Regions from separate parts of the Homo sapiens genome. Here regions 1, 2 and 4 are each linked to region 3. Evidence: chromatin loops called from intact Hi-C (ENCODE). Cell type or tissue: A673. All regions are shown on one strand. Links, peaks and the distances in the headings refer to the core of each region. The heading gives the core; the rest is flanking DNA.

What was found. Peaks named below come from ENCODE experiments on the same cell type or tissue, not always from the same donor. Only the 100,000 strongest peaks of a DNase experiment are listed, where the experiment ranks them.
Region 1: it touches region 3 in a loop (5-fold over the local background); 16 of 110 quality-filtered maps call a loop at or near these places.
Region 2: it touches region 3 in a loop (4-fold over the local background); 77 of 110 quality-filtered maps call a loop at or near these places.
Region 4: a loop joins it to region 3, with 2.8 times the contacts of the local background. A loop is called at or near these places in 11 of 110 quality-filtered maps.

What each region holds. Positions count from the first base shown.
Region 1 is chr2:158,750,530-158,756,772 of GRCh38, forward strand. No RefSeq gene overlaps it. Among named protein-coding and RNA genes, the nearest start is that of PKP4-AS1, 19 kb to the left of the region's middle. In A673, for the core only: CTCF peaks have their summits at 3,680 (motif pointing left) and 5,417 (motif pointing right); a DNase peak (open chromatin) is centred at 3,682.
Region 2 is chr2:157,873,271-157,879,513 of GRCh38, forward strand. ACVR1 (activin A receptor type 1) reads right to left here and starts at 3,060. Exons shown (of 11, transcript NM_001111067.4): 1 at 2,526-3,060. It overlaps LOC105373714 (a long non-coding RNA gene), which reads left to right and starts at 3,314. Exons shown (of 2, transcript XR_923518.3): 1 at 3,314-3,446. RefSeq lists silencers at 2,532-2,741, 2,832-2,881, 2,892-3,111, 3,172-3,411, 3,432-3,621 and an enhancer at 3,007-3,301. In A673, for the core only: no CTCF peak of the experiment used is centred there; a DNase peak (open chromatin) is centred at 3,141; H3K4me3 peaks cover 2,518 bases; H3K27ac peaks cover 2,116 bases.
Region 3 is chr2:157,774,689-157,780,931 of GRCh38, forward strand. ACVR1 (activin A receptor type 1) reads right to left here. Exons shown (of 11, transcript NM_001111067.4): 4 at 5,649-5,912; 5 at 3,443-3,654. Among named protein-coding and RNA genes, the nearest start is that of ACVR1, 99 kb to the right of the region's middle. In A673, for the core only: a CTCF peak has its summit at 2,945 (motif pointing right); DNase peaks (open chromatin) are centred at 2,963 and 4,323; H3K27ac peaks cover 2,149 bases.
Region 4 is chr2:157,299,456-157,305,401 of GRCh38, forward strand. GALNT5 (polypeptide N-acetylgalactosaminyltransferase 5) reads left to right here. Exons shown (of 10, transcript NM_014568.3): 6 at 93-210; 7 at 1,221-1,544. Among named protein-coding and RNA genes, the nearest start is that of ERMN, 23 kb to the right of the region's middle. RefSeq lists a silencer at 3,155-3,234. In A673, for the core only: CTCF peaks have their summits at 3,207 (motif pointing right) and 3,407; a DNase peak (open chromatin) is centred at 3,246; H3K27me3 peaks cover 2,180 bases.

The sequences.
Region 1 (6,243 bases), core at 708-5,707, 980 kb after region 3:
TGCAGGGACAATCTCCCCTAAAACAAAACTCAGGTGACAGCTGGGTCATTACGATGCATCTGTGAGCCACAAATCCCCATCAGTGTGCACACCAAGAAACAAAGAGGTCTGGTGGCTCAGAGCCCTCCCTGGGATTGAGTCAACTTCCTAATACAGAAAGCTGAATTCATCTTGACACTTAGAAAAAAAATCAATAGTAGCATAGGATTGGTTTGAATGAGAACAAAATTTACATTTCTTTATATTGGGCCATAAATCCTCCTTGGACTTCCCATCAGTCTAGACCATGTTTAATTCTGTCAGTCACTCTGAGACAGTACGGAGGTCTTAGAGACAAGGATTTGTGCACACTGCTATAATCCCTTGCTGTGGAACAGGGCTCAGGGCATCCACAAATGTCACACGCACCTCTGCAGCTGACTCGGAGCTGTTAACAGTGTTCAGCTCATTGTTGGTGGGGATATGATTCAGCAGAGGACACACAACTTGCCACCGGCATCCCTTTCCTCTGGTGTATAATGAATAGGAGAGGCATACATGTAATTGCAGAGTCACAGAGGTGGAAGGGACACAGGGGGAGGTGTGTAGCCAGGGCTCTGTGGGGAGGTGTTTGATTCTGCAGTTGGTAGCAGGGGGATAGGGGAGCAAGGACATAAAAAATGACAACTGTCTGACTAAATTTCATTCACATTCCTCACTATATCTCCTTCTATGTTCATTCAACAAATATTCATTAAGCACCTGCTCAGTGTTGATTCTAGGTGATCTGTGGTGCTCCTTGGCTTATATTAGGGATGCACCACTCCAATCTCTGCCTCCAGCTTCACACAGCGTTCTCCCTGTCTCTCTCTCTTTACATGGCCATCTTCTTATAAGAGCACTGGTCTCAGCCAGGCACAGTGGCTCATGCCTACGATCCTAGCAGTTTGGGAGGGCAAGGCAGGAGGATTGCTTGAGCCCAGGATTTTGAGACCAGCCTGTGCAATATAGTGAGACCCCATCTCTACAAAATACTTAAAAAATCAGCCAGGCATGGTGGTGTATGCCTGTAGTCCCAGCTACTTGGGAGACTGATGTGGGAAGATCGTCTGAGCCCAGGAAGTTGAGGCTGCAGTGAGCTGTGATTGTGCCACTGCACTCCAGCCTGGGCAAGAGTGAGAGCCTGTCAAAAAAAAAAAAAAAAGGACTAGTTGCATTGGATTAGGGCCCCCCTATTCCAGTGTGACCTCATCTTAAATTCCATCTGCTAAATTCAAAATTCCTATTTCCAAATAAGACTACATTCTGAAGAACTGAGGTTTAGGGTTTCAACATATCTCTTTGAGGGGGACACAATTCAACCCTGAATTGTGACCCTGGGTGACAGTGACCCTGGGTGAGTGCTTTAGTTCCCTCCTCCACAGAATGGGGATAACTAGTACCAACCTCTGAGGATCAATGAGCTAATAAATACATAAAACTCTCAAAGCCGTGCATTGAATGTAGTAAGTGCCATTTAGGAATTTGCCATTATTTTATTTTTATATGCCGGTTATGAACCACTGTGTTCGTTTCACACCCCACATTTTAAAGACCATTGCTCACATAATGTGATTCCAACATGGTTTCCGAGGCCTTCATGACTGGCCTCTGCTGACCCCTTAGCCTCCTCTATCCCAGTATCCCCTCCCACACGTAACTCATTTTCAGTTACCTGAATATGTCATAATCACTCTTGTTCCCAGGGTTTCATTCAGTCTCTTATTCTACTTCTATACCCGATCATCTGGAAAATGCCTAGCTTATCCTTCAGGTCTCAGGCAAACAGCACCCCCTCCAGAAAGTCTTTCTTCACCACCAGTTATGAGCTACTGCCCTTTAGTTCTCTATGCATAGTACTTAGACGCTAGAATGTAAATACCAGTTTGCTTGTCCATAACCTTCCGTACTGTAAGCTTTCCAGGATGGCATCTGACTTATTAACTACTATATGCCCAACACCAAATACAGGGCCTGGAAAACAGTCTTGGTTGCCTACCCAACAGACATTTTTTCCCTTTTTCTTTACGTAATTGATTTCTTTTCTAGTACCAACAACTCCAGAAGACCAAGAGAGATCTAAGGTTGATTCATGATTGGTCTGTTCCAATCATGGAAACCTATTCACCCTCCCAGAGGCTGACTTAGGGATGCGCAATGTGACCCACTCTGGTCAGTGAGACATGAGGGGAGATATGCTGGGATGATTTCTGAGAAACAGTTTCAGGAACATTTTAAAGAGTTTCAGGAGAGGAAACAACCCATCCCTGTTTTTAGGTGAGTGGGAGGCGGCTGTTGTACAGCCATGATGAAAGGCACAAGGACAAATATTCACCTGCTGAGGATGGCAGAGCCAAAGTATGGAATGAACCCAAGTCCTTGATGATTTTGCTAAGACGTTGAATCAACCAGCCCTGGAACTGCCCTGCTGCTTGACTTCTTGTGATGAGATAATACCTTTTCACTATATTACCTATATAATAATATTGTGATTGTATCTCACTATAGAGATAATACTGTTTTCCTTGTTGTTTATTTAAGTAACGTGTTCTGTCACTTGCAGCTGAACATAACCTGACAGACACTTAGGAAATATTGTTGACTGCATAGGTGTTCAGATGTTAAACGTGCTAGAGACAGAAAAGAGAGATGAGAACTAGAAGGCCAGCCATCTCCCAGGGGTCAGGCACAGGAGGCCTGTTTCATGTGCATCGTAGAATTCAACTTTCCCAGAAAGCTTGTGACCATACAAAGTTTACCCATTTTAGAGATGAGGAAACTGAAGCTCAGGAAAGTTTATCAACCTATCCAAGGTCACGGAGTTAGTAAGTGCAGCAGCTGAGCAATATTTAGTTACTATTTTATGAAGACTTAGTTCAGCATTTTAATTCAGACTTTTCATTCATAATACAAGATTTTAAAATTTCTTTTTTTTCCCATTTCCACTTCCCATGGATTTTCACCTACTAGTTTAAAGTTAAGCATTCTAATTTTGATGTTATCCTGGTCACTCCTAATGTTTGACCGTACTCATGTTTATTTTCCCACGTTAATTTATCAGTGCCATCACTCTCTCTTTCCCTCCAGAGTATCTGAGCCCAAGGGACACTCCCGTGTGATTTGGTCTCCCTAACCGCTCCCCTACCTCCCTTCAAGTTAATGTTGGAGCTTCTCCAGGGCTGACTTGGGAGAGGAGCCGGCAGACCGGGCCAGTGCACCCTCTTGGCAGGAAGCCTGCGTGTGGGAAATAAATCCCAGGTTTGTCTACTTCCAAAACACATTCTTTTCACTACACCATGAGGCCTGAATAGACGCATGTGGCCTACAAGTATATTCTCTTTAGCCATCTGAGAAAGAACAAAACTCATTTGAGCAGCTTTCTGCAGCCCTTTTCTCCTCCCCTTGGTGGGAATGAGTGACGGGAACAGAGAATACAGTCCTTCCTCTACCCGCCAGAATGTCTGCTTGCAGCCAGCATTTCACAGATGAATGCTGAAGAAAATGTCTTAGCTGCATCCAGGGAATTTCAAGTGCTTTCCTCCTGTTTCTGAGGGAAAACAAACAAACAAACAAACAAACAAAAACTGTCTTTTTCTGCAGCAAAGCCCCAGGAATTGGCGGTGTAAAGGGCTTGTGAGCTGGGAATCATGTGCCCTCTAGTGGTCATCTCTAGGAAGTCCCAACCAGATGGTCATTTCCACAGAAAACAGCAGGAGGAACCGCTACAGAGTATGGGAGACAAGAAGAGAATGCCTCCTAACACCTACATAATAAGCTGTAATGGTGGAAAGCCATTTGCTTTTGAATTTTATTGAAAATGCCAAATACAGGTCGTGAATATTGAAATGGACGTCTGAGCGGTGCACAAATCCTCGCAGGTCTTACTGAAGCTTCCCAGGATTAGCTTCCCAGCACAGAGCTCCTAAGGCTTGATTGGGTTTGCAAAGCAAGGATGCTGAGCTGGAGAAAATCAACTAGCCAGAAGTCATCTTGGGAAGGGAAAGTTATTTCTGATGGGAAAATATTTGATAAGAAGCTGATGCCTGTGTGGACAGAATGGTCTAGGGTTTGTTTTTGTTTGGTTGGTTTTTTTGTTTTGTTTTGTTTCTTTTTTGTTTTTGAAATGGAGTCTCGCTCTGTTGCCCAGGCTGGAGTGCAGTGGTGCAATCTCGGTTCACTGCAACCTCCACTTCCCAGGTTCAAGCCATTCTCCTGCCTCAGCCTCCCGAATAGCTGGGATTACAGGCGCCTGCCACCAGGCCCGACTAATTTTTGTATTTTTAGTAGAGAGGTGATCCACCCGCCTCAGCCTCCCAAAGTGCTGGGATTATAGGTGTGAGCCACTGTGCCTGGCCTGTTCTATTTTATTATTATTGTTATTCATCTCTTATTGTGCCTAGTTTATACATTAAACTTTATCGTAGGTACATATATATAGCAAAAGACATAATATATATATGGTTCAGGCATCCACTGGGGGTCTTGGAATGTATCACCCACAGATAAAGGGAAACTATTGTAACTTCAGTTGAGAAAAGCTCATAGTCAAATGCTTCTCTCTGACTTAACGTACTGCCCATCTATTGGTACTAGAAAAGTCAATGTTATAACAGCCCTAAAACTGCCAACACATGTGAAAAATATTTAGCTTTTTGTCTAACGATGGGACCCAACTGACCAAATAAAACCCAAATAAAGGACCTGTAACTGCTCATATCTTTCATGTGTGCCTGCAAGCAAATTTTATATTCCTTCCCACTGAGATTTCTTTCTTTCAAAATATTCCAGGTATGTGGCTTCAAAGCATGTGGCATCTGACATGTGGACACATTGAGAGTAGGATGAGATTGTATTTACCTTTGCCTTGCTGGAGCTTAGCACCTTTGTGGTGTCTTTTGATAAATGGGAAGTGACAAATGTTCTCACGTGGGCAGCAGGAAGGATTCATATGCTCCTCCAATTTTACAGCAACAGACAACAAATGAAAAGGAAGGGCTTAGTCATGCAGGGGCACACTCTCACCTCATCACTAGATGACAGTGCAGCACCCCAGACTCACAGCTTGCCCATAAGTCTTGCATTTAGTGCATGAGGATTCCATTCAGATGCCACCGAATGCCATTTCCATGATCTGGACTGACTTTTCTTTTTTCAGGCACAATAAAGTAAAGACAATTTGGAGTCATTTGCCTTGTTTCTTCAATAAAAGAAAGACTTGGATTTACACAGCCTCTTTTCTCCAAAGAGCTCAGCATGCTTGCCCATCTGGTGTCTCATTTGCCTTCGTTTCATCGCTTTAAAGTCAATAAAGTGTGTTATGCTAGTGTCAGGGCCAGGGAAGGTGAGAGAGTGTGTAGGCTTATTCCTGCTCGCCAAGAGGGGGCGCCCCTGTGCCCTCCTAGTAACACATTCCTAGACACCCATTGCCCACCTACGAGGTGGCCAGTCCACATTCTGCAGGCACCAGAGGCTCTCTGCCCACAAGCAATGCCAGTCTGCAACTGCCAAGTCTAACACAAAGAGACACGTGAACAGAGAATCACAATATAGCATGATAAGAGGTAGGCTGCAGGGATGGGTTAGGTTTGGGTGTGGAGAGAGTCAGAGTTGGGCACAAGAGGAAGTTACTGAAGGGTTTAAAAAGTAAAGTTTCAGTACAAATTGTAGTAAATGAAGTAATTGGAAAAACAGTGTTAACCCCTTTTTAATTAGTTAAATTAATTAAATCAGACTTTCTGCTCACCAAAATGTATCCTATGTGTTTTCTAAGCTTGATTGACAAGTTTGGCTGAAAGGACCAAACTACTTTTTGCTTAATAATTACAAAATAGGTAGAAAAAATGCACCCCCTCCAAAAAAGTAAAGCTTCAATAACAAGGCTGTGGAGGAGTAGCAACCCTCATACATTGCCAGTGTGAGTGAAAAATGACTCAGATGCTATGGAAAGCAGTTTGACGTTTCCTCAAAAAGTTAAACACAGAATTACCGCATGACCCAGCATGCATACCCAAAATAATTGAAAACCGGTGCTCAGACAAATCCTTGTACACAAACATTCATAGCGACATTATTCACAAGAGTCAAAAGGTAGAAACAGCTGAAATGTCCGTCAACGAATGAAGACGTAAACAAATTGTGGCTACACACATACAATGGAATAATATGCAGCCGTAAAAAGAACTGAAGTACTGATACACGCTATAACTTGCATGAACCTGTAGACTG
Region 2 (6,243 bases), core at 639-5,638, 99 kb after region 3:
TTGCCAAGCCTCAATTTCTTATTGTAGGACGGTAAAATAATAATAAGACATATGGTGTTTGTGGAAATGTCATGAAAAAGTACCTGTGAAGAGCTGAGCCCAGTGCCTAGCACATATCCAGCACCCCTAAACTATCCTGTCATTAAAGCCACCCAAACATATCAAAGAGTTTTGCCACCATCAGTGGTTTGCTTCTCCAGAATTCCTACTGAGTTGGGCATGAGATCGCTTCACATAAAAATAAATCAAGATGCAGAGATCCAAGAGCAGAACAAGCCACAGACTACAGCTCCCAGCCCCAGCATTGATTCCATCTTCACCTCATGACCTTGAAGAGCAGAATCATTTTTCAAATCCATTTCTGTCCTGTCCCCCCTCCCTCAGAAGACTGGACTACTCAATCCAAGCCTGAGAATTACCTAGAAGCCTATCATGACAATCATGGGACTAGTTCAGTCCAATCTAGGGCAAGATAGAGGCATAACCTCTATCTCCTGACTCAATCTCTGTTATACCTTCCTTGGACACATGAAGAAAACTGGCAAATCACTACTTTGAAAAAAATTCGTTACAAATCTATTAATCAAATTAAGTTCCTCACTTCTGAAATTAATACATTACATTCCTGAATATGGCATCTTTACTCTGAATCCTTAATATTCCTTTAAATTCCTCACAGATAACAACAAACTTGCTAGAATTCAAATGATCACTCTCTTCCAAGGTACAAAAGTTGTAAGACTACTATCTAAATCAAGTTTTATTTAAAACCACCCTCTCCATTTCAAGTAAAACTCAACAACACAGCTGGAAAAGGAGGGCATGAACCCAATCTATAATCATCCCAATCCTTAGTCTTTGTCACCTATCCAGAATTTATCTATCCATCATTCACCACCTGTGAGTACCTGCATAAGGGGTAATAGCAGAAATGCTATTATCCAACACCCAGTTACATCAACTTAAGGCCTAGATTTCAGCTTCAAAAGAATTCCATTTTTTAAAATTCCAAGACAGAAAATAAAAACAAGTGAATCATAAAATAAGTGATCGAGGTCCCATCCAGGCATAAGATAACCTCCTGACCCCTATGTCCCCATCAGTGAAATGGATGAGGCCCATATTTCAAACTTAAGCAGTCTGCACACTATGAAGCTGCATGGCGAGGCCGATGTCTGAGGTCAGCACAAGTCTAGTGTCTGCTGGCTGCCCAAGCCTGGGCCCCTGGCCAGCAACCCACCTCCAGAGACAAGTGCCAGGACATACTATAGTGTTTCCATTTAAGGCCCGCCACTTGGATCAGCCCATCTCTGAAATTTCTTAACACCACCTTTCCAGGAAGAATTTTTTTGGGGAAAAGGGAGGTGGTGTCTATTTTTTGCCACCGCCTTCCCTTGGGCTGTCAGAGCAATCTGCATCTCTGGGACAGGATTCTTTAAAACCACTGGGTTATGTCTCAATTCATGGGCCTCTTCTCAAAAATATGTAAAAACATGTATGGAACGGGCCCCTTTGCCCATCATCTAACTCTTATCATACATCCCTCAAAAAAGAAAGAAAAGCCCAATAAAATTGACAAGTCCATTGTATTACCTTGCTGCCTCTCTCCAAAAGCCAAATTCATGACAACTTTTTAACCAAGACTTTTCTTCTGTTACTAAGTGGAACGTTTTCTTCTCTAAGTAGCTTTTCTCCCATGCAAGCAGCGTTCAAATCTCCAGGGGAAAGGAGGGGTGGGGAGGGGGTGGGAGACTATCTGGCACAAACTGGACAGAGCCGAGCCAGTCTAGAACCCGACGGAAGTTACTGAATCCAGCGGCCCCAGAGGCCCACATCTCTTCTTAGTGCGCCCGAGGTTCTAGCCTCACTGTTTTGGTTACAGTGTTGAAGGAAGGGTTTTAAACTTGGCAAAGTACCGTGCAACATCTGTAACCACATTTGCCTTCTGGGGATCGGAAGATGAATCCCACATTCCTGGCTTTGAAGCTTTTTGAAACTGCAGCTAGGAAGAACCGAGGGAGGGAGGGAGTTGAGCAGAGTTTATTGGCTGTCTCTCCAGCAGAAAATTCCTCTTGGAAGAGATGGATATTTTGAGGGTGGGGGAAATTCGCCTATCTATCTCCTTACTCTCTACAAGCTCAGCTAGGAAGGTAAGCCCCGTGGCCCCGCGGCCAGATCGATTTACAAGTCAGAGTCGCACACCCTGAAGGAGTTCACAACACACACACACACACACACGCACTCACACACACCCCAATACAAACCTGAGACCCCCGCTCCACGCCTCTGCCCCCCCACCCCCCATATCCCACCAGCAGTTCAGGCCCAAAGCAAGACAGTTTTGTTCCGCGGCTGCTTCCCCCACGGAGAGGGGATCAAGCTTGGGGGAGAAAGGAATGAAAGCGAGGGGGAGGCACCGCAGACGCCCACCCTGCCACCCCCGATCCCTGCCTCTTCTCCCGCTAGGCTACCTCCTCCCTCAGTCCTCCCGGCTCCAGCAGGCGCGGCCGGCGACCTGCGCTCACCTCGGGTCCCGCCGCGGCCGGGGGCTGAGCCGGGGGAGGCGGAGTGCGAGGCAGCCGGGCGCTGCAGGTCGGCGCGGCGCGGGGCGGCGCGGGGCGGGGCGGGGCGGTGCAGCCGGCGAGGGAGCCCGGAACTCTGCGGGGCCGGGAGCCGGGGGCCGAGGGCCGGCCCAGAGCGGCGGCGGCTGCGGTGGCTGCAGCGGAGCGGTGCGTGGGGCCGGGAGCTTCCCGGCCCTGGGGCCGGCGCGGCTGGCCGAGGAGCAGGCTGGCAGCGGCAGCGGCGGCAGCGGCAGCCACCCGGGGGAAAGAGCCGGGGGAGGGCGGGGAGGCGGGGTGAAGAGGAGGAGGAAGGGGAGGAGGGCGGGCAGAATAAACTTCCCGAGGCGCAGAGGCTCGGGCTGGGAGCACGACCGCGGGCGGGGCGGGCGGACCAGCTGGGCTTGCCCCCGGGGGCGGCGGGGGAGACCGTCACAGAGAGTAGAAAAGTTCCCCCTGCGCCGAGGGGGAGGCTGCGGCGGCGGCGGCGGCTGCAAAGAGCAGGAGCCGGAGCGGGAGGAGCGGGAGGAGGAGGAGGAGGAAGTGGCTGCGGAGCGCTCGGCCAATGAGTGTCTGGAGCTGTGATTAACCAGGCAGCAACACATCATTTCCTCCCGGCGCGGATCCAGGGAGCCGGGAGGGGAGAGAGGAGGCGGCGGGGCGGGGCCGTCCCCGCGCCCCCTGCAGGCGCCCGGCCGAGGGCGAGCCCGCCGAGCCCCGCCGAGCCTGACCGCGCCGCCCCCGGCGCGCCTGGCGCTGTCTGGCCGGTCGCTTGGCCCGGGTGGAAGCTATGAGCGCGCCGCCAGCGGGGCTCCTCGGAGGCGGCGGGGCAGGCCCGAGCTGGGCTCCTGTGGCCGGGGTGGGAGGAGAAGAGGCCGCGCGGCACGGGTGAGTGCCCAGGTAGGCGCGGGCGGGGCCGTCTGGACAGCTCCCGAGGGCGCGCGGGGCAGGCGGGCGGACGGGCGGGCATCCCGGGCCCGGCGACTGCGGGCGGCCACCTACTCGAGCCCTGCATGTCAGACTTGGGCTGGATTCTCAGAGAGAAGCCTTAGCATTCTCATCCAGGCCATCTCTGACCTGCCTTCAGATCCCCTTCCACTTTGCTCATTTCCTTGCAAGGTCTAGGGTTATGACAGAGCTTGCCATGTTCGCCTTTGGCTTCCTTAGTAACAGAAATAAGCATGGAGGGGCTTCTGCAGTGATCTAGCCCTGTCCTAGGCGCCATGGGAGCTTACAGTGGAAATGCAGGAACATTCTCCGCTGCAGAGAGTCTGATAACCTCGGTCCTTAGATACACAAAAACACCCCAGTGTGCTAATATTACCCAGAGCATCAAAAAGGCATGCAAGGATCAAATTTTGCATGGTTCCTGCTGAGTGTAAAGGAAAGCACTAAGCCATTTTCTCTGCCCTCTAGAAGCTTATAATGTACAGTCCTATCACAAAGCAGAATAAAAACATGAAACCTATAAATGGGAATGCCATAAAGTATTTTTATCTCTACAGGTTCATTCATGCAGAGGGCATTTATTGGGTGACTGCAGTACTGCAAAAGGTTGCAAAGGAAATGGAAGATCTGGTCCCTGCAGGTTGGGAGTTTACAATCTAATTAGAAATACAAGGCATATATACGTGAAAAAACTAGAATCCCCAGCTGTAAGCAAAAGGATGGAGTAGGTGGGAGCATTTTTTTCATAAAGAGAGCTTTGTACCTGTATGATTGGTGAGGAGCAGGAGAGGCAAGTTCAGTACCAATCAAGGCAAGAGCACCTATATGTATCCCTGCTCTATAGAATGATGTAACAGGGCCCTCATTGTCACTTGGCTGAAGTGTCAGCTCTGCCACTTACAAACTGTTTTGAACTGGGGCACATTTTTAACCTAAGAAGGGAATACAGGTTGTCTCGTGAGGTGGTTGTGCAGTTCAAATGAGATTACAAACGTGAAAGCTTGTGAAGCTCAATGATGTACATTCATGGAGTCCTCATTGTACAAACTGGCCCTTCTTGGTAACCTTTAGAGTTCCCTCCCAGGCTGTAAGCTGCAAGAGGGCAGGGACCAGGTCTGATTGTATTCATCATGTATCACAATGTTTAGCAGAAGGGTTCATGTGGGTGTTCAATAAAGTTTTGCTGAGTAGGTAAATAAATGAATTAATGAATCCTGTTATGCTCTGAACAGTTCCTATTATTTGTTCCTTAAGCAGTTCCTTCAATAGTGGTCTTATTGTATGGCTGGCTCAGTGAAAAACACTCTAACTCAACCTCCTGTGACTTACTAGTGTGCCAGGAGACTGGGAGAATTCTGGATGGTACTGTCAGAGGCATTCAAACCAGAGAAACTCCATTTTGAATGAGGGCTAGGAAAATGAGACTGAGACTGGCTGGGCTGCATTCTCGGGAAGTTAGGCTTTCTTAGCCTCTAGATGTTTACAGCTAAGGGAACAAATTAATAGTGTTTACTAAACAAACCCAGACTTGGGAGTGTCCAGATATCCCGATATCTGGAGAACAAAGGCATTCCTAATTTTGCTTTAAAGATAATATTGATTCTTGCAAAATATAGTAATTTATTTATTTATCACAAACTCTTGTAGCAGAGCACATCTCCCTATATATACGAGCGATGTACCTAGCATGGAATCGTTCCTCCTCTTACTTTCGGCAACATCCTACTTTGTCTATGGAGTAGGTGTCCTTTCACCACTTTGCTTTCTTAATAAACTGGCTTTTACTTTACACTGCGGACTCGCCCTGAATTCTTTCTTGCGTGAGATCCAAGAACCCTCTCTTGGGGTCTGGATTGGGACCCCTGCCCTAAAACATATTCCTGGCAACCACAGAAGGGACTTTAGTGCAGAAACCCTGACCCAACGGCTACCTTTGGGTAAGTGTTGGGGTCCTGTAACAGTACTTGTGGCCTTTCGACATAAAGTGTGTGTGTGTGTGTGTGTGTGTGTGTGTGTGTGTGTAAAGCAAGAGGCAAAAGGCTCCTCCACTCCTCCAGCAGGATACAGCCTTCCACACAAGCCCTGTGCACACAAGGATACAGCCCTTTGGCTTGGACACCTTAATCCGGGGTTTCTCAACCTTAGCACTATTGACATTTTTGGCTGGGTAATTGTTGTGAATGCTGTCCTGTGCATTGTAAGATGTTTAGCAGCATCCTTGACCTCTACTTACTAACTGCCAGAACACCCTCCCGCCACAGTTGTGACAACCAAAAATGTCTCCAGACAGTGCCAAATATTTTCTGGGAGGGGGTGCCAAACTACCTCCTGTTGAGAACCACAACCTTACTCTAATTCATTGATTGAACTCTGGTGGAAAATCACACCAGTAAAGTTACTTGGAGGAAATATATCTTCTGTTATTCTAAGATTTTCAGATCTCCTCAATCATATGTTTCAAGGAGCACGACTCTTGCTAATTAATTGCCTGCTGCATTGTGAATTGGCATCTCTTCTGTTTTCTGCATATCCTCCTCCTTTACGCCCAGATCAACATGTTCATTTCTAAAAGTCAACAGCTTTCAAAAACTATTAGGAAACAGGGTCTTGAGCAACCTAAGAGTCCTGTATGATATTTTTCTATAAAATTGGGGGAATTTATTTTATAAATAAATAAATTATAAATTTTATAAATAAATAAAAACAGCTTCTCTGTTACAGTGTGTTAAGCTTTTAG
Region 3 (6,243 bases), core at 601-5,600:
ACTAGAAGCTAGCACTTCACCTAATATATGATAGGTTTTCCCGAAGGATAAGTAGTCCTTTCTTATACACAGAGTTTCCAAATAAAATATATAATGAAAGAAGCTGAGCAGACAAAGTTGAAGGTGTAAATCAGAAAGCCCAAGAAGCAGATATGATCTCAAGGAAAGCAGTAGAGAGAATAGCAGGTGGAACAGAAAAGGGTGGGGGGGGTCCTTTCAACTTCAAGAACTGGGTATAATTTACATATTTTGCTATTCTCACTAAGTATCTGTCAAATGATTCACTTTAGTTGCCATACCAACTAAGGAACTCTAATTAGGAACAAACAAACTAGGAATAAGGAACAAACAACTCTAATGTGATTTGTAACGAAAAGACTCCAATGACCATGTGGATCATTAAATTGGTAAGCGCAGGCAGCAACGGGCTGCCTGGATGGAGGTTTCCTTTTAGGCAGGTGAGGAGCAAAACTATATCAACACCTACTTATCATTTCTTAATGTGAATCACTCACAAATCAGAAAAGAAAACAAATAAAGCTTTCATTGAAAACATAAAACCAGTGCCCCAAGTCAATGTCTACAAATGAAGGTGTTGGCAAAAAGATTCCCAGTTAGTTCATTGATAAGGTTTTCCTTCTTACTCTCAGCATAAGCCAAGAAGCAGGTATCAGGCATAGATTATCTGTAATAAACAATATTGTGCCGATGGGTGATAAAGGTAGAGTTGCAGTAATATTGACTTAATATTCCCCAAAGCTCATCCTTTCCCAAACATTTTGGCTGGCCTACTAAAGCAATACATTGATTTGTGTGAATTTCATCTTCTTTCACTTCTTCTGAGCACCACTGTGAAGTACTGTTGATCGGCAAAATTACCAAAAGCTGAGCATCCAACGGAAGAAATTTAGAACCCTTAAAAACCACAAAAGGGATAATCAACAAGAAAATGAGTGTAGATGAAGCAGAGTTTCATATCTCCCTAACCATTTTCTCTCTTGCGGTTCTTTTTGCTCCTTATTCATTCATTCTTTTTCGAGAAGAATAATTCTGAAAATTAAACTAATGTGTTATTTTTTCCATAATGTATGATCCTGCTTCTAAACCCTGTTCACAGACCTAAGGAAAGAAAAATAAAAAATCAACCCAAGACTAACAAACGTATATCCCAACTCTCAGATGCCAAGCCTTCTTTTTGTTCTTTTCTTTTCTTTAGTTCAAGACAGAGTTTCACTATATTGCCCAGGCTGGTCTCTAACCCCTGGTCTCAAGTGATCTTCCCCCTTGGGCTCCCAAAGTGCTGGGACTGCAGGCATGAGCCACCATGCATGGCCAAGGCTTGTTTTTCAATGTAGACGTGCTGTTTAGTAAGGGCATGCTTTGTTGAAACATACAAATGAGCATATTGCTTAAATAAGCAAGTATGTAGACCAATAATGACAACTTGTTTTAAATAGTGTTCTTTACTGTGTTATTATATCATGATACACTGTCACATGACATGGTTGAGTTTAAAGGACTATTTTGGCATATGCTCCATTCCTCTCTCAAAATTCTAAAAGCCATTTAAACAGTAATTTATACCAGATATTCCTATTATTGCCCTTGGTAATTAGTTATGTTAGCAGCTCTGAGGAATGAAGTTCTAACTAACCTATTTTAGAATCTTGCTTTGCTAAAGCTTTGTCAGGATTCATCCTCACATCTTCTTGCTACTAACTCAATAAACTCATTTAATTTTCCTTAAAGCTTGAAATAGACTTCTAAGTATATATCTAACAAAAAAAATTGTATTTCTCTACTTTTTGAAATGAAATGTCCTTATACTGCATTCTCTTTCCCCAGTTCCACTGTACCACAGTTTAAACAGTAGGTAAATGGAAGCTACAGAAGGTTACTTCCCCCTTTTACATACCAAAAAGTGGCCCAGTGATGGATGGGGCAGGCAGTAGAATGGGATGTTTCCCAGCCCATATCAGGCACTACCAAATGTCTGTGACAACCTGCCACAGGTGGGTCCTGCAATTGTCCAGGTGTAGCATCTGTGCTACCCAGATGGTCACTGGTGAGGGGAAGTCTTCTCCAGCATAAGGGGAGCTGCAGGGCAAGTGTAACTGCAGAACTATCAGACACTTTGAAGCTTGCTGTCTAGCAGAACAAGACTTACTGCAAAATGATTTCAAATACACATGGGCAATGGCATTAAGTAAAACTGAATCACATTAGAAAGTTATTACTTTGATTGTCTTTCAATTAATCGGATTGTGACAAGGAGTCTCAAATTGGTATTGGCATGTCTCTTGCACTCACTTAACACCCACAAATCTCAAATTTTTCAGAGTAGGCATCAGACTCAGCATAATATCCATGCAGAATGTTATTATTTTTTCTTTTGCACTTTATGATAACCTTCTATTTAGAGCAAGTGATACCCTTTCCCCACTTAAAGTTCAAAGCGTCTTTAAAATGAACACTTGGTAAGCAATTTTAAAAGGTAAATAGAAGGAGATAGTCATTTTTTAATGTGATTTTATCATTTAAAAATATGCAAAAGAATAATTTTTTAATGTATAAATACAATAGTTTCTAACACTGTGCAGTCCAGCGGGTTAATCACTAGCCACACATTGCCATGAGCAAGTAAACTGTGGCTGGTGTGAATTGATATATGCTATAGGTGTAAAATACACACAAGATTTTGAAAATTTACTTCAAAAGCAAAAAGAATGTAAAATTTACATTAATAATTTTTTAATCGATTATACGTTGAAATGACAAAGATGGTATGTATTTGGTTGAATATCTGTTAAAATTAAATCTACTTTTACGAAACTTTTTGGGTTTTTTCATGTGTTTGTTTTTAAGGTGGCTACTTGAAAATTTTAAATTACATGTGATGCACATGTTTCTATTGGACAACACCGGTTTAACCAAATGACTGCACTCCACAAGAGGGCACCACAGGAGCATACAAAATTTAAAAGCTGCTTTTTTGGATGTCAAGTTTTTAAGCCTTAAATTACAGGATGCTGAAATAATCTAGAAAGGAAATTAATATTTAATATTCAGCAAAAGGTGCCTTTTTAAAGGAGCACTTTTATGGCTAAAAATAGAGTAACTGAAGACCACAAATTCCAACCCTCCAAAACTGTAGGCAACCATTCTCTGTCTCTTTTGCTTTACCCCTCAGAGAAAAGTAACTAACTACCAACACTACTAAAATAAATCCCATCCCTTATTTAAATGTCTATCTAAAATGGCTGTTCTGATATGGGAAGACTACACAGGTGCCAGCATGTGCTTGTTTAGGACATAAGTAACCAACAGCATGTGTGTACACTGTTCAGTCACTCATTACTGGTTAGCGTTTCATGCTCGAAATAAGAACGTGTCTCCAGACACCTTCCTTATGCTTGGGATTTCCTGTGGGGTCATGACTTACTGCTAAAGTGCTGTCTCCAACATTGGTGGTGATGAGCCCTTCGATAGTGCCATACTCCACGTCTCGGGGATTGAGGCGTTCTTGGTTGCGCCTTTTAAATTTTCGGAGAGCAACTCCCAGCAGGCAGGCTAAAAGACATACTGCGAACACTACAGAGAGAATAATGAGGCCAACCTCCAAGTGGAAATTCTGTGTTCCAGGGAAGGATTTTCCTGGAGTTGGAGGGAAAAGGGGGAATTAGTTGTAAGGATCACTGCTTACTTATTATTAGCATAACCAATATCCTAACAAGTAGCTCCTGATCCTGACCACACAGTCTCACAACTCACGAAGTATTAAAACTAAAACACTTCCTAATGCCTGGCCAATGGCCCAGACATTTTAACCATCATTCAATTAGACACAACTAGAATTTGAAAAAATTCCACTGAGAATCAATTGCATTAATGTATGAATGTGAGAGTGCTTTTAAAATATAAAGTACTGTACAAATCTTTGATATTACTCTCATTAACTTGGATTTGGTATGTTTCGCCATCAAGCCCTTACAGACACTGTACTATCCTTAAGAGAAAGGGCTACCTGAGCTAAAACCAAATTACCCATCTGTGGTCTCTGTCTTTAATATATCCTGGGTGTCTACTGCTGGTTTCTCACTGATTTTTTTACATCACAATTTCTGCCTAGGAACCCATTCATTCCTCTCTTCATTTACTCGCTTATTCAGACATTCATTCACTGATTCACTCCCTGGGTTCAGACCTCTCCATGACATTATGTCATCAGGCCCTGTTCTTCCCTACAGAGGCCTTACCCATTTCCATATTACTGGTCTCTTCAGCCATCCAATCACAAGCTTAACTTCCTTTACGTATTTGTTTAACTTTCCAAGCCCAACTAATCAACAGCTTGGCATACATCATACTCCATGGCATATGTCATTTGCATGAGAAAGTGTAAAACTAACAAAATGCAACGCTGAATTATAAATACTGTGGCCACGCTAATCAGATTAGAATGTCCTTAAATTCAAAAAAAAAAATCTTCTATTAAAACTCAAGGTCTAGCAGAGTGATCTGCAGATTAGAAACTTCACAGTTGGTATAATAATGTTTGTATGAATTCAGACATTTGTTTATGTCCATCCACCCAATTAATAAAAATTTAACTCACAAAGTATAACAGTAAATTTTATTCCATCAAGGACCCTTTTAGTTTTAACCATGTAAATACTTGATCTCCTTTAAAACCCTCTTTGATTATTCAATCCTATTTGCTTGTCAGAATTTAACCTTTTCCATATGCCTTAAAGTCATCACCATAACTTCAAAATTACTAGAACATGATCTTGCATCAGCTTTTTTGTTCTTCTGCCTCCTTTCTTGCTGGCTGACATTTCTAGTTTTGGATGCTCGTCGTTACCTCTCCTCCACTTTTTGGTTTGTTTCTTTTTTCTGAGTGCAAAATTAAATAACTAAACCTATTAAAAATGTACTATATGGTAAGAGAATAAATTTGGCTTGGAATGAGTTTACATAAATGTTTGCAGAGACTTTAAGATTGCAATTTAGGGCTCATTTAATAGGGAAACAGTTTCAGAGCTGGACTGGTTTCCTTAGCATATGCAATCTGTACTGATGGTAGAGAGAAGATTCCACAAAAACTACAGGGTTTGTGCGAAATCTCATCCTGCTTCAAATTTCAGTGATAGGGTCACTGGGCATCAGATATGGGAGAAGAGGTCAGTGAGCCTTCTTTTATCTCCTTCCTCATAAAACAGGAAAGGCATTCCACTCAGTCACCAGTCCGTTCTGTTTTCCTCCCTACACACTTGACACAGAGATGAGTATTTACTAGCAGAATTGTTTCAGAAATTATGAATGACATCATGGGTCAGTAACATAAAAAGGTATTGGGAGCTGTTCACCTGAGTCACAGCAACCAAGAGAAAGCTAACTGGTCAGCTAAGCTGTCCCCAAGATGGACATCACCTTGCTTACATTCCCCAAAATGCCCATCCTTCTTTTAGATGCCAAAAGGCTGTTCCTTTCTCTTCTTCACCCAGGGTGACCTTCCTTGTAGCTCTTCGCCTCTGATTCAAAATGTAGGTGGAATGCCTCATAGCTACTTAGATCTTTAACCCACACGGACCCAGGACAACACTAACAAAACCCCTTGATCTAGAAATAGAAAAGTCCATGGGAACCTTTAGTGGGCAGCTGGGCCGTGATGTTCCTGTTACACCAGTCCCCTTGGCAGCACTCCACGGCTTGGCCAGGGGACGGCGGGGTCTTACAGGTCATCTTTCCCTGCTCATAAACCTGGAAGCAGCCTTTCTGGTAGACGTGGAAGCCATCGTTGATGCTCAGTGAGGAAAAGCACTGCTGGCCTTCACAGTGGTCCTCATTACCGCAGGAGAGACCTTCACACACACACATGTAGAGTTTGGGGTTGACCTTGGGCTTCTCATCTGCAAAGGAGAGAAAGGAAGGGGAAAAAAAAAAAAAAGAGGAATTACCGTATGAGTTTCACCTTCATTGAGGGAATGACCATTCCAAACACCTCTATCAACAGAAAGTCAAGCTAAGCATCACCATCAACCATGAGGTCCACATTCTGTCACCTTGTCACCTAACCAACCAACAAATAATAATTGCCTCTCAACATAGCGATTCATTTATATAAGCTGTGCACCCTTTTAGATCATATTAGGACAAAGACTGGCTATCATCTGTCCACAGACTTCTGAAAATGAGCTTCTCCCCCTGTGGTGTTCATATAACCTTCAGCGTGATTGGCTC
Region 4 (5,946 bases), core at 416-5,415, 480 kb before region 3:
TCCTACCTCCCGTACAGATGTACAGAGGAACAACTCTAAAAGTCGAGCTTTCATGAGATGCAAGTTTAAAAAACAAACTTTTCTTTTTGTAGGTGCCCTGTCATGGCTGGTGGATTGTTTTCTATTGACAAAAGTTACTTTTTTGAACTTGGAACATACGACCCTGGCCTTGATGTTTGGGGTGGGGAAAATATGGAGCTCTCATTCAAGGTATTACCAGGTGTTTCCCAACTTTTCTTTACGATAATGAGTTAATCAATTTTAAATGGTTTGATTTTACTACCATAATCAGGTATGTGACTGCCACTGAGAGGAAATTTCACAGAAATTTTAGGGTCTCTGGATTAATTTTTTCATATCTCAGATTGAATTTGGAAGAATCAATTGCTGTCATAAAATTTATTAGCATTCCCTAATATTTCACAACACCATTTCTGCTTATAAATATGGGGGAAATGACTTTCTGCCACTCAGAGTAAATGCTGTGGGAGTCATACGTGCTACAAAATAACTCTCCTGGAACATCTGTCTAGAATGTTGGAAGGAATAGACTCAATCTGTAATGGATCATCTTAGAGAACACAAATGACAGAAGTACATTAAAATACCTCTAAAGCAGGTCACCAACAGGTCAGGTGTGCCTTATAGTACAGCTCCTTTGGGCACTTTATACAATCTATTATACAATCATTGATTAACTTCTGAGAAAGCCTTGGCAACAGCAGTAGTAGAGAGTGTCCAAAAAGTAATTGCTTTCCTATTGGGTGGGTGTTCTGTATGTATGTAAAAGGGTGTAATTTTGGAGCTGCTGATCATGAAGGATGGTTTTGAGTTGTGTTCCACAAGCCTTTTGGTTCTTCCCAAAAATGAGAGTAGAGGAACGTGAACAAATGGACATCTATACTTCTTTCCCTGATTCAATCAAAACAAGAACTCATGTTTTACAAAATGGGATTCTGTGAAGATTTATTTACAAATTAAAAAAAACTTACATTGAAAGTTAGGAAAGAAAAAATTACATTTTACTAATCCTAAAATGATCCACAGCAATACACAAAATTAAATAAGCCTGTTGAGTTTGATTTTCTATTGCAAAAGTGTTTTTGAAGTTGAGTATTACTTCAGGTAGGGGGAAACAAGGTGGTTTCTTGTCATTGTTAAGTGCCGATGATTTGTGGATAATCATTTGATAATTGATGCTTATCATCAAATTCTTCCAGGTGTGGATGTGTGGTGGTGAAATTGAGATCATTCCCTGCTCCCGAGTGGGCCATATATTCAGAAATGACAATCCATATTCCTTCCCCAAAGACCGGATGAAGACAGTGGAGCGGAACTTGGTGCGGGTTGCCGAGGTCTGGCTGGATGAGTATAAGGAGCTGTTCTATGGCCACGGAGACCACCTCATCGACCAAGGGCTAGATGTTGGCAACCTCACCCAGCAAAGGGAGCTGCGAAAGAAACTGAAGTGCAAAAGTTTCAAATGGTACTTGGAGAATGTCTTTCCTGACTTAAGGGCTCCCATTGTGAGAGCTAGTGGTGTGGTAAGTTCAAGTGGCAATTTAAAATCTTACTCCATAAAAACAAAACACAAAATCTCTTTCAAAAATGTGTGGAAAGAATGAGTAATTACATTATAAATAAACACCAAGTATGAGCAAAGATGGGACAAAGCATGGCTGAGAATTAAATATAGGTAAACTTGAGGAAGGCTACCAAGTGGTCATGTTCATTGATTAACTCAACAGATATCTATTGAGTATCCGTAGATCTGGGAGTATTTCAGACTTGGATTACAGGGTGATGAATGAAGTAGACTTGGTTCCTTCCTTGTGGAGCTTAATTTGGGTAGAGAAGAAAGATTATAAACAAATAAGCAAGTCAAGTGTAAATACAAAATATAATAGCTCTCATTTAGGGAACAGGCCACAGTTGATGACTCCTCAGTTAGAGTGGCTGAGAAATCCTCTCTGAGAAGGAGACTTTGTAACTCAGGCCTAAAACACTAAGTGTCAGTCAGCCAAGCTCTAAAGAAGAGTGCTAGGCAGAGGGTAAAGGTCACGTAAAGCCCTAAGACAGGTGAGTGTTCTCCATCCAAGCACTGGAAAGAAGACGAATGTTGTCAGGGTGTGAAGGAGGGAAGAATGGCACCAGATGAAGGTGAAGAGGAAGGAAGGAGCCAGATCACACAGGTCCTTGTAAGCAAAGTAAGGATTTTATTTCTTTCCTTCCTTCTTTCCTGCCTTGCTTCCTTCTTTCTTCTGAAAGCAGTGGGAAGTTATTGAGCAGAGTTAAGCAAGGGGGTGATAAGATTTAATTGGGGTTTGTAAAGATTTCAAAGAGGAACTTAAAATAACAGAAAATATCAGAGAATAGCAGATAACATTCCAGGGCATGAAGGATGGTATCCAAAGGGAAGAAGCTAAGCCAGATAAGGTAGCCAGAGTACAAGGCTGAGAAAACATCAAGAAAGAGGAGAAGCTGGGGAAAAGCCATTTCAAACCCCTTCTAGGAGTGAAGCTGCATTTGAAGAGGATGGTAAGACACGTGGGTTTAGATATGATTAGTCAAGCCTTCAGCTGGGGTTCTTAGACAGTCATGCTTATTTCTAATCTTTTATTTCTAATTTAATTTGACTTATAACTAACCCCAGTGTTTTTGTTTTATTTCAGCTTCCTTTTTCTTCATCCAAGAAATTCTTTAAAAATGTGACCATTAGTTATCCCGCCCTTTTAGGCCAAATTTTTTCAGTTCTTCTTGAGAGTGGATTATACCATGCTTTCTGTCTGGAAAATCTCCTGATAGCAAAAACTTACTATAATATTCCCCCTTGAAAGTATTCGGGAAATCCAGGAAAGCTATGAAAGACAAGAAACTAGTCTTAAAAAAATGGTTCTGTTTTTTACAAAATTCAACTGATAAATAAGTTTATGTGACCTGTTTTTAGATAACGCACTGTATTATAAAATTGCCATTTTTATGGGTCCAAATAGAATGGCAGCTACTTTAAGTGGCTCAACCTGGTAACTTATCAGACATTTTGGATTTATATACACTGTTCAAATAACAACATGTCAAATATAACTGTAAAATAAATTTACAATTTTTAATTTCAACCGCTGAGCAGAAAAAAAAAAAAGAAAGGAATTTCCACTATTCTAATATTTCCCATTCCAGCAACGCAGAATCTCAGTCAGAGTAATAATAAGCTTTAACCACCAGAGGGCACTAGAAAACTACCTTTGGGCTCCGCTGTTGCGCTAACCTGAGTGAGTTCCTATGAAATTTCTGGAGAGCTCTCCTAATGAAACAGCCTTCTGCTGATGCCTCCGCTATACTATATCAAAATGCACCAAGTATTTTAAAAAGTGATTTTAACAAATTCCTTCTATTTTCCTTTGTTGTCTTCCTTAAACAAATTTCAGTGAAGATGTAGTTTGCTCCCTTCTGAAGCAAACCAGCAGGGAGCGTTATTAACATTTTTAAAAAATTAGGACCTTTCTCCAGGTAATTTACAACAAATTAAGTAGATCATTATTTTAGATAGACAATCGTGGAAAGTTCCAAGAAAATAAACTCCACAACTTCTTTTTGTTACTTGCTTCGTTTCCCTTCTTTCAACCTCCACTACGGAATTTAGATCCAGTGAAAGTTTTGTGTTTTGTAATAAGAACAAACATTTTCTTATCGAACCAACAATATTTGAAGCTAATAATCTCACCAATAATGTATTTTTCACTGGATTAAACTGCTGGCAAACAGTCTATAGCTCCGTTTCCCTTTTTTCAACCTCCACAAGCAGAAATTTAAATCCAGTGAAAGTTTTGGTTTTTTGTAATAAGAAGAAATATTTTCTTATTGAAACGACAACATTTGAAGCTAATGAAAGAATCTCACCAATAATGTATTTTTACACTGGATTAAACCGCTGGCAAATAGCCTAATGTTTAACAATTCTGTCATAAATTGTGCGGAATGTCTACTTCCTAAATTGGAAAATGAAATAATACAACATGGATAATTTAAAATTCATACACTGCCTATTTTTTTTAAAGATTAAAATGGTTTACAGTAAAAACATGGATCAATTATTTTTAAATAAAAAGGAAAATTCTGAAAACAACTAATAATGAAATGAAGAATAACAATTCCAAAACACTTCAGAGATGATGTCTATATGAAGAAAAGTATTAGGTTGGTGTAAAAGTACCTTCCATGGCAAAAACCTCAATTAAATAGTTTCCTCAGTAATTTCTAAGAAAAAGGAAAAAAAAATCTTCAGGTCAAATGAGGGAGGGACATGTAAGGGACAGAAAAGTTTTATCTTTCCTTCCAATGCTTTTCGGTTCTTGGAAGGATTATACAAAATAGACACAAATAGTTAAACAGGGGGTTCCCAAACACTGTCCTGACCAATGTTACTTGTGCTGTCTCAGGGTTCCATGGTCAAGCACATTTGAGAAACATTTGTACAACATTCTGACAGCAAGCTGAACATTAACACCCTGAAGATTTTGAGAAGTTCTGGAGTAGAACCACCTGTTCGGCTCTGTGGAAACCAGAATTTTCCAAATTTGTTTGAAGATAGAATATTTCTGCATGATCCACAAATACAGGAGCTTACATAATATTTATCTCTGCTTCAGTACAGAGAGCAATTGCAGCATGCTTTCCTTCCTTTAAGCCCCGAGATTATTCTACCTTCATGTCTTTCTATTCACCTTCCTCTCTGAAGTTCAGGGGTGGGACTGTGGGGGCATTGAATCCTTCTGTGCCTTGTGATGCCCACATTTACTAACAGTGAGCTGTCTCCTCCCATATTTGTCATTTTAAATTGCTAATAGAGCTTTCTCTGAGGATTTTTGATAGAGATTCCATCCTTCCATAGTTGCTTTGTTTCTGCCTGTGCCAGGCACCTCAGAAGTAATTAACAACCTGGTACTATTTTTAATGTTTGTTTCTATGCCTTGAAAGTCTGTGATGGTTCCTATCCAAGGCAGGTGGTGTAAATATTCATCTCAAATCCAAATGAAGCCTGGTGTAAAGTTTCAGATTCTCAGGGACAATCCAGCTTCCTTGTTTTCTCCCTTTGCTAATGGGCAAATTGTTTTTCCCAGTGCAGCATTCAACTGAAGATCTGTTTTTCCGCTGTTATGTGGAAGACCTGAATTCCAGATTTTTGGTTTACACATACCTCTGTTTTTCTTCCATCCATATGAGGGAACAAGTCTTTCTTGCCAACCTTTGCAAGTTTCCCTGTAGCCTTTAATTTTTTCCGCATATTCTGATCCCTGAAGATGTCCCTTACTTTCTTGTTCACTAAGCTAAGCATGTAAAATTGAGGACCAATGTACTGAGCCCCCTTTTATGAAGTCTGGCAATTCTGTGAGCATCCAGTCTGCATCAGTGCAGCACCCTGAGTTAGAGCTCTTTGTTAGGCATCATAGAACAGGAAGGACACAAATAGTGTCCCTGGCAACAAAGACTTCAGCTCCTCCCAGCTCAGGAGGCTTTCCCAGGACATGTCCTATAGATTCGGCTCTGCACAGCTGTTCGAGAAATCTGAAAACCCTAAGTTGCACTGTTAACCCATCATCTTGTTAGCCCTGCCCAGGATGTCAAAGGGGGAAAGGAAATCAACATTTTTCTGCATTAAATGGTGACTTAAAGAAAGCTACCTCCATATTTGACCCTGTAAATCCATTAAAAACCTGGGGGCCTGCCAGAAAGTGCCTTTATGCTTGGCTCTGTATTAGCTTTCGTGACTTTCCTATAATGAATTGTAGCTTGCTTGGGTCATTAAGAAGATTCTGACAGGGAATCAGCTGGAATCTGCTGTTCTTTGAAGGACTCAATTTATCTATGATTCAGTGCTTAAGCAGTCAAAAGGCTTGAAGGGGTCAGTCAGGGAACATAGCTCATAACTCTTATAGGTGCATTGACTTT